Linked DNA regions of Mus musculus: region 1 is linked to region 2. Evidence: chromatin loops called from intact Hi-C (ENCODE). Cell type or tissue: left cerebral cortex. All regions are shown on one strand. Links, peaks and the distances in the headings refer to the core of each region. The heading gives the core; the rest is flanking DNA.

Region 1 (7,017 bases), core at 2,012-4,511, 150 kb after region 2:
TCCAGGCGTCTTGTGCCATGGCCAGGGATTTGGTACCTTTCTCTCTCCAGAGACAGTAGCAGCCTCTAGCATTTTCCATTGAGAGCTGCCTCCTGGCACAGACACTGCCTTGAGTGCAACATCACCTGCAGAGGCCCACCTTGTGTCCAGTTCTGTGAGGAACTGCACCCTAATGGGAGGAGATCGGAACCTTTTTAAGAGTCAGGTCTTCCTGGAAGTTGGATTTGTTTGTTTAGCTTGTTTGTTTTTTCTGTCTCAAGGCCTCCATTTGCAATACAATTTGCCCATATTTTGGGAAGGAAGGAAAGAGGGACAGGCAGATGGGTACACACAGTCTGTTTCGGCACTCGCCTGCGGTTGAGTCCTGCGCCCTGGAACTCCATAGAACTTGGTAGCTTCTTCAGTATTGAAGACCTTAACCCTGGGTGTTCCTCAATCCTGCATCCTGGGATGATACAGCTCCCAGACTAGAGGGAGCACTTGCTGTCTTCCTAGCATCTGGTCCTCTGGTCTCATTACTTACTTACCGTTGCCTTAGCTCTGAGTTAAAGACAAGCACCTAGCCCTAGGAGGAGAATTATCTTTCTTCCAGCAAGTCTGACAGCTAGGCCCGTGGAAAGTAGGCAGCACATCAGAAGCCAGGCTTCTGGGCTGTGTGCTATAGAGTGAGAGCAACCTTAATAGGAGACAACAGGGTAAGGGGACACCTTATTTTTAAAAGCTGGGCTTTAGGGCACAAGGCAGAAAACATTTCTCCTCCCAGGAGCTAGAGCAAATGCCAGTGCCAGGACAGCAACAGTGAGATAATTGCGGGGATAAGAATCCTGAGACGCTGGGATCTGCTCACACTCCAGTCCCAAAGTAGCTGAGTGCACTGCAGGCAGAGGATAAGGAGGGAAGTGTCTTCTGTTAACTCCGATAAGCAGGTGATGTGCCTCTGCCTCTCTAGTGGAGCATCCTGCAGCTGTAGGTGGGGTGGCCTGTGTCTCCTTCAGAGATGCCCGCTAAGTGCTCTCGTGATGCTAGACCACCAAGCAGAGGAGGCAGCACAGCTTCAGTTACCCACATAAACAGTCTGTTCTCCTGTCCTCCATGGTGGCCATGAGCACCCGATTCTTCTACTGTCTCGAAGGGCTGTCATGCAGTCTCCACAAATCCCCCTGGGTGAGACCATCTTCAGTTTTTGGTCCTCTACTGTTGTCTTGAGTCCCAGGAAGACACCTTGGGCTTAGTTCAGGGTGACATTGTATTCTGGCCCTTCTTGCTACAGTTCAGCATCACTTCCATGATCTTCCTTCAAGTTTGCCTGTAGTTCACCTCAAGGTGCCACCTTGAAACACCTACTTCAAGGGACCAGGAGATGCCAGGTTTGCCCCCTCCCGCTATCTTCTTCCCTAGCCCTGTCCTTCTGTCACTGTCACGCCTCCCTCCCTGTCCCTTTCTGCTTCTCTGTCCAGCAGAGGAGAAGCTGCAAAGGACAAAAAAATAAAATTAAATTAAAAAATCATAAAAAGGAGAGTTGGGGTCACTTCTCCCATTTCTGCCCTCTCTCGTCATGGGGTGAAGCAAATCGGGGAAATTACTGAGGTCAGAAAACAAAACAAAGGTGAGTGCTGGGAAGAGGACGAGTCCCTGAAGCTGAGATGAGGCTGGACTGTGGGAGGTGGGGGGAGCAGAAGGGCTTGTGCCTGGGAAGACTGGCAACTGAGAGCCTAAGTGACAAGGCAGAGACAGGTGGAACCAGGTGCGAATCCAGTGCCTCTCAGGGAATAAAAAGGGGAGGGGGACTTGTGCTCACAACGGATGTATTCAATTGCTTTGAGTTTTCGCCTCCCCCTGGACCAGGCATTTTCAGTATGGTATGGTCCGAATAATTAGCAGAGCAGCCAGCTCCCAGGGCTGACTCTGGGGGTCTGCACCGGTAGCAAAAACAATAAACAGTGATGTCTGATGCCGCAGCCAAAGTTGCCGGGAAATAAGTGCGAGAGAATCGTCAGAGCTTGGGGAAGGATGGAGGAGCTGAGAGAGAGGAGGGAGCGGAGGCAGCAGGGAGGGGGAAGGGAGGACAAAGGGTGGATGAATAATGCTTTTGCAAAGGAGAGAAAGCAACACACAGCAGGAAGAGGTAATTTGCGAAGGGGAAAAATTGATTTGGAGAAGGGCTGCCCCCCTCACCTTGAGGTCTGCTCCAGAGATCTCCGTCTATCTCTTTCAATCTCTCTGTTCACTCTTCTCTCTTCTCTGTTGGTTCCTTCAATTGGGAAGGGGATGGGATTGGGGGAGGGTAGTTGAGGGGCTGAGGTCTGGGACTGCAGGCTGGACAGCTGCTGGGGGGCAGAGGTTGCCTCTTGCTCTGTACCTCGGTCTGTGGGTAAATGTGGCTGTGTGTTGTGGAACTGCATCATAACACTGTGAGTCATCCAACCCCCCACCCCCCTCACCTCCCACGTCAGAGCAGGGCTGGGAGACACAGGAGGCGGGTTGAGAGGGAGGGAGGGGGCAGGCATCAAGGGACCAGGCTAGAGGGGTGATGTTAGGGAGTGGGGGCAGAGAGATGGCTGGCATAGGGGTGTCGATGTAGGTGGTAAGGAAAAGGAGAAATAGGTTGTTAAGGAGCAAGGCTGTGTGACCAAGGAAACGGAACCCGAAGAAGGGCAGGGATGGAGTGAGGGTGGCAGGGAGGGAGCAAGGATGGTGAAGTGAGGTGGATCTAGAGAGAGCCAGGAAGTACACTCGCACTCAACATGATACATTTCCACTTCAACTCTGACATCAGCTCTGATGCAGGGTAAGGTAAAGAAGGATATATTAATTGTCATGGTTGACAAACCAGGCTCTCAAATGTGTTCAGTACTGAGTACTTGGAAGCTTTAATGTCCATTTCATGGCCCCAAAGAAGCCATAGGTCAAATATGACATCTTAAACCCAGGAACCTCTTATCAACTCCCTCCAAACGGTTTGTGCTGCCAATGGAGACACCTATGTGACATGAGGTTCTTAACAGAGCTGTGAACTTTCAGATCCTCAGGGGAACTTCACTCTGCATCCCAAGACTGCAGTGTCTATTGCAAAGTCCAGCATGCTGAAGATATTTGCAAAATAGTTGTTTGCTTTCATCTTCAGACAAGGGCTATGTGTCTGGCTTTGATATCCAAGACACCGGTGTTGAAATCTTAGCTTTGCCAATTATTCACCAGGAACCCTGGGCAAATGACTAATCCTCCTGCACTATACAATTCCTCTTCTGACCAGTGAAGCTAATTCTATTTACCTCCAGAAGAAGTGACTATGTGAGACAGCTTGTAAATTTCCAAAGTGCCTGACATATGATAGGCACTAAGTAAAGAGTAATGAAATTTTAGGTTGTTCCCTCCTTTTGTACTTAACTTTTTTTTGGGGGGGGGTGGTGTTCGAGACAGGGTTTCTCTGTATAGCCCTGGCTGTCCTGGAACTCATTTTGTAGACCAGGCTGGCCTCGAACTCAGAAATCTGCCTGCCTTTGCCTCCTGAGTGCTGGGATTAAAGGCGTGCACCACCACGCCTGGCCTGTACTTAACTTTTAAAATTAGCATTCTAAATTGAATTTTGTTATGGGTTAGTGTTATTTTTATTTTTTTAAGATTTGTTTACTTTATGTATACGAGTACACTGTAGCTGTCTTCAGACACACCAGAAAAGAGTGTCAGATCCCATTACAGATGGTTGTGAGCCACCATGTGGTTGCTGGGAATTGAACTCAGGACTTTTGGAAGAGCAGTCAGTGCTCTTAACCGCTGAGCCATCTCTCCAACCCCCAGGATTAGTGTTATTTCAAAACAGCATTCTCTACATGGGGCAATGAGATGGGCAGGACTGCAAATTCCAGGCCAGTCTGTGTGTCCTGGTAAGATAAGGAGTGGATAAACAGAAACTCTGAACCAATACAGGTGGGAACCATCATCATCATCATCATCATCTCAGAGCATGACTCAAGCTCAGAGGGGATTTTCTATTACAGTTTTGATATTTCAAGAGACATGATGCCAAATGTTTGTCTTATAGAGGGATTACATTTTCCCTTGCTAATTTTTTTACAGTTTTATTTACTTAATTTATATGAGTACACTGTCACTGTCTTCAGACACACCAAAGAGGGCGTCAGATTCCATTACAGATGGTTGTGAGCCACCATGTGGTTGCTGGGAATTGAACTCATCTGGAAGAGCAGCCTTGGTCTTAACTGCTGAGCCATCTCTCCAGCTCCACTATTTATTTATTTATTTATTTATTTAAAATCAGCTTCCAGGTAAAATTCATCTGACCTGGAACACTTTCCATGGAGTGCAGTACTGTGTCTGTCACTAAATTATGTGGGCCCAGAACACGCACCCATCCACAAGACAGAACTCCATTTTATTTCATAGGCTAATTTTCAGAAAATGAAAACTGAAACAGACTCATGGAGAGTAGTTTTGCTATCTATCTCTCTTCTCACATGTGAGGGGTGAAGATTAAGGCAGGGAAAACAGGTAAAGAAAGATCCCATGGGTCCTGTAAGAAGAAAGGGAGATTCTGAATACTCAATTGGGATCAAGTCTGGCGTGTAGGTAAGCTCTGAAGACACAGTGTGTGTATCATGAGGGTTAGTACTAGAGGCCTGAAAATGAGAAGAGCTGGCTGAAGAAAGAAGGACTCTGAAATGATGGTTAGCATCATTCAGGAAGCTGAGGTGAGAGGATCTCTCTCAGTAAGCAGCCAGCCTTAAGTACACAGGGAGTTGCAGGCCAGTCTGGGCTACAGTGTGAGCCTCTGCCTAAAAACAGGCACGCTGGTCATGATGGCTCATGTCTGTGATCCCAGCACTGCAGAAGCAGAGATGGGAGGATCCAGAGTTCAAGGCTCTCAAAATACAAAAGCCAGAAAGAAAGATGGCGGGTGTAACAGATAAAAATGGTAATACTGGAGTTGTGAAGATGGCTCAGCAGGTAAATGCACTTGCTTTCCAAAAGCCTGACTGAAAACCTGAGATCAGTCCCCAGACAGAATCTCTGTCAAGGTCAAAGGACAGGGTCCACTCCAAAGCGTTGTCCTCTGGCCTCTGCACTGTGGCACATTGCCACCCCCACATCATCACCATGACACGCAGCATGATGAGCCCAACAAAGGAAAAAGAAAAGAAGGATAAGAGGAAGATGACTTTGAGGGTCCAGGCTTGAGGAAAAGCAGAGAACAGCCTCTAGGCTGTAGAATTAGAGCTGGAAGCAAAAGGGATGTTCATAAACTTAAATCAACAAAGAAACAAAACTATCAAAGGTTTAGCTGTAGAGAAGGACCAGGACACAGGACAGAGTGATGGGGTGTCCTACGGGGGTCGGGTGCAGGCAGACTGCCAGAGTGCCTGGTGAGATTGGAAATGAAGAGAGTGCAGGCAACAAGCACACTCAAATGGCTTGTATACCGTCCTTTTTCTGTATTTAAGAAGTGAAGTGGAGCAGAGTGTGGTGGTGGTACACGCCTTTAATTCCAGCACTCGGGAGGCAGAGGCAGGTGGATTTCTGAGATCGAGGCCAGCCTGGTCTACAGAGAGAGTTCCAGAACAGCCATGGCTACATGGAGAAATCCTGCCTTGAAAAATCAAAAAAAAAGAAGAAAAAAAAAAAAAAGAAAAAAAAGAAGTCAAGTGGAGAGCAATCTCAAAGGGAGGAGAGGGCTCTTGCTGATTTCAGCTTGAGATGGTTATACACTATCTGAGGAAAGATGAGATGGTTATACACTATCTGAGGAAAGATGCCTTTCAGGTAACTGGGACGCATTGAAAGTGGAAGCAAAGAACCAGACTGGGAAGAGTGAGTTCCGAAGAAAAAGGATTAGGCTACATGCTTGCTAATGGAAGTCTAGAGCTAAAATTCTGAAGAATGAAAAAGGATCAGCCTATGCCGAATAGTTCGTTGAAAAGCTAATGCCTGCATGGTGAATGAATGGCGTAACTAAATCACATCTCCAAAGAAAACTGTGAGAGGTGACAACTACCTGCCTGAAAACTGAGTGCTAGGTAAGACCAGCAAGAGAAAGGTAGACCAGAAAGTTCCCCTGATCTCTCAGTTCAAATTCATCATGTGGGCAAGGATGAACAAAGTATTCACCTGCTTTAAAAACCAAACAAGGGTTGGAAAGATGGCTTAGCAATTGCAGCTCACAGTTATTGGTAACTCCAGTTCCAGGAAATCAGGCCTCTTCTGATCTAGAAGCGCATCAGGCATGCACACAATGCACACACATACTTGTGGACAAAACACTCTTCTACATAAAAATATGTGGGGCAGTTGTGGTTCACACCTTTAGGTCCAACATTCAAGAGGCAGAGGCAGAGAAGATGGATCTCTGAGTTCAAGGCCAGCCTGGTCTATGGAATGAGTTCCAGGAAAGCCAGGGCTACACAGAGAAACCCTTTCTTGAAAAACTGAAACAAACAAACAACCCCAAATCACAAACAAACAGTGTGGGTTGGGTGGAGTAGCTGAAGAGTTGGCTCATGGGTTAAGGGCACTTGTTGCTCTTGCAGAGGTCCTGGATTTGATTGCCACATGGCCTGCTCACAAACATCCAGTGCTCCATCATCTTCTGACTTCTGCAGGTGCCAAGTATGAGCGTGGTCCACATATATACACACAGGCAAAACACTCACACACATACATCTTAAAAAAGAAACCCAGAAAACCTGTAAAATGGAGGTTACAGTTATAACTACAACATAGGATTCTACCTGGGATTAAATGAATATATACCCATACAGCCATGGAACAACACCTAACAGCTAACACTGTGTAATTGTTTGCCCATTATTAGAAACTGATCCGGCCCCCTAAGCTCTTGGTTTAAATGTTTTAGTTATGATTCTCTCGTTGCTATAATCAAATGTTTGACAAAAAGCAACTGAAAGGAGGTTTTTATCTTGATGAATGGTTCGGGAGACAGAGTCAGTCAACACGGGGAAGACATGGCAGTGGCAATGGCATGCAGCTATGGTGGTGAAAACT
Region 2 (2,500 bases), core at 1-2,500:
AGGAGGAGGCATAAAGGTTAGACGACCAGAAACTGGGGTCCAGGGGAAGACCAAGGAAGAGGGAGGAGAGGGTGACCAGTTCAGGAGAGAGGTGTACAGGGGCATAAAAAGCTAGAGGGGAGCGGGGGGGGGGGGGGAGATAACCGGAAGGGTGAGGACTGGGGCTCTAGGAGATTGGAATGGAAAGGGGATGGGAGGACTAGAAACCAGCGGAAGCTAGTGAGGAAGGATAGATGTAAGACTCAGACACCAGGAAAATGGTCACCAGGGGTGGGGGCCGGGATCCCTACGCGGTAGAGTGATTTGAGACGGATTAGGATGTCAACAGAAGCCAGAGAAGGAGATGGAAGAGAAGCGATGGTGCCCAGGGAGTAGACAAAGAGGCTCTGGTAACCACTTCCACGTGGGAAGCTCTCCATTCCAAAGCGCCTGCCTGGTATAGCCCTTCTCTCAGGAGTAGCTGCTGGGCTAGTCCAAAGGACCCTGAGCTCGGGGTCTGGGTTAGAGCTGAGGGAAGGAGCGTGAGCACTTTGTGTGTGGGGGTGGGGGGCAGCCTCCTTGGGGTGGGTACCTGGGCTGCCTCAGCGCTGCCATTTATATCTCCAAGCCCCGACGTCGGATCCTGCCGCCCCACAGTAGCTGCTTATTTTGGGGTGTTACATTCTGGCAGAGTGAGAAGCTGTTTGCAGCAGCTTTAAAGCCTCCAGTCACCTGCATCGGTGCCTCCTCAGGCCCCTGCGTCACTGGTATGCCATCGCCCCCCTGCCACTCCCAAGGCCCCCCACCTCCTCACCCTCTGCCCCCTCAGCATCTGCCTGGCAGGCCCCTGGCTCTTCTCTGAGGCAGCGTTTGAGGTGTGCAGATGGTGCTTGTATTTAGGACCCAGCACCTTCTTTCTACAACTAGAGGCCTGTCTACTTTTACTGGGACATCTCTGCCCTATTATGGTGCACCCTGGTTCCTGCCTTGGACACTGCCCCCCACCCCTTCCTCCTCAAGTTTCTTATTCCCAGGGGCCTCTGGCCTAACGGCTGGCACAAGCTGAGAACTTTATCTCAGATCCTGGGTACTCCAAGGTCTGGCAGCCCTTGGGCTTTGACCATGATCCCTTGGTGAATGGATCCTTTTGGCTCTGGGTACCTTAGCCTTCCGGGGATCAATATCATGTTGTAGTCTCTCTCCACTCCCTCCTGTGGCCAGATCTGGCTATGCCTTTGGTCACTGATCACCTCTTCTTGACTCTCAATTGTGCTGTGCTCTAGAGTAACCAGAGCCTGGAACCTAGGAGTGGAAATCTATGGAGAGAGCCTATGTCCATCCTGTCCTGTCCCCACCCCCACCCCGTGACCCTGACCCCCGACCCTGAACAGCTAGTATTGTGGTTGTTCCAAGACTGAGCATCTGGGCACAGTACCTATATTCCCTTTACCTCTAGGCCAGCATATCTTATTGAGAAGGTATGATGGGGGAAGGGGACTCTGAAAGAAAGGTCAGAGCAGGTCCTTGGTCCACAGTCCAGTGTGTGCTCTTTCAGCTCTGGGTCCCACATTACACTTGGACTTCAGAGTGAAGTCTTCTTCCCTTCCTAGAAAGGTTGGGGCCTTTGTACTATTGATCTCCCCAGGGGCCATGACAGGTTGGGTTCTGTGGATAAAGAGGGCAGCATGCATAAATGGAGTACTGGCATGCAGTAAGGGCTCAAGAGTAGATTGAGTCCTTCTCTGGTCCCATACGCCATTCATGTTAGGGGGTTAACAGAGGGTGAGGGAGGCTTGCAGAAAAGGCTTCCCTCTGCCTTGACTGCAAGGAAGGGAAGAAACCAAAGATTCTGAGAAGGACAGAAAGGGGTTCTACCAACCGGAAGCCCACTTTTCTCCTTTCCAGCCCTCAGTGATTTCTTGTCTCACGAAGATTTGTTCTAGATGGTGGCTGAGGATCCCCCGTCCACTTCTGACACACTGTGCCTGCCCAGGACATGCATTGGGGAACCTAGAGTATAGCTGTGGACCTCAGGGGAGGGCCTGGAGTGGCTGTGAAGAGGTGTGAGAAGCAGGCCTTAGGGAGGGGATGTGGGAGAAGGGGAAGGTGCTAGGGGCGGAGGAGGGAGAGCAGAGGGAGCACAAGGTGCTCTCCCAACCCCCTACCTTGCCTCTGCCTGGAGTGCCCACTCCAATCCTGCCTGGGGGCAGAGAAGCCCAGAGCCCACCACCTCCCCCTCCCTCTCCCCCCTGCCTTCCGTGAGAGCCGCAACCTGAATTATGGATGAAGCTCCTTGGGTTACAGCTGCTTTGCGCGCGGCAGCGAGGGCCAGAAATGGCATCAGAGTCACTGTTACGCAGCAGCTGCCATGGAGTGCCCCCCACCTCTAGGGTCCCTCCTCAAAGGGCCTGCAGGGAATACCACTGACACGGAGGGAAGTGAATCCCGCTGAGAGAAAGGTGTGGACAGGAGCGCAGGGAGGCAGGGAGGAGCACGGGATGAGTGAGGAGCCAAACAGGGA

Evidence for each region. Hi-C counts contacts between places; a loop is a spot of excess contacts. Peaks named below come from ENCODE experiments on the same cell type or tissue, not always from the same donor. Only the 100,000 strongest peaks of a DNase experiment are listed, where the experiment ranks them.
Region 1: a loop joins it to region 2, with 3.0 times the contacts of the local background. A loop is called at or near these places in 1 of 42 quality-filtered maps.

The regions. Positions count from the first base shown.
Region 1 is chr2:84,729,452-84,736,468 of GRCm38, reverse strand. Ypel4 (yippee like 4) reads right to left here and starts at 2,265. Exons shown (of 5, transcript NM_001005342.2): 1 at 2,176-2,265. In left cerebral cortex, for the core only: no CTCF peak of the experiment used is centred there; DNase peaks (open chromatin) are centred at 2,079, 2,442 and 3,006; H3K4me3 peaks cover 795 bases; H3K27ac peaks cover 988 bases.
Region 2 is chr2:84,883,528-84,886,027 of GRCm38, reverse strand. All of the region lies in intron 1 of Rtn4rl2 (reticulon 4 receptor-like 2), which reads left to right. Among named protein-coding and RNA genes, the nearest start is that of Rtn4rl2, 1.9 kb to the left of the region's middle. In left cerebral cortex, for the core only: a CTCF peak has its summit at 1,202; DNase peaks (open chromatin) are centred at 380, 641, 1,750 and 2,314; H3K4me3 peaks cover 2,454 bases; H3K27ac peaks cover 2,239 bases.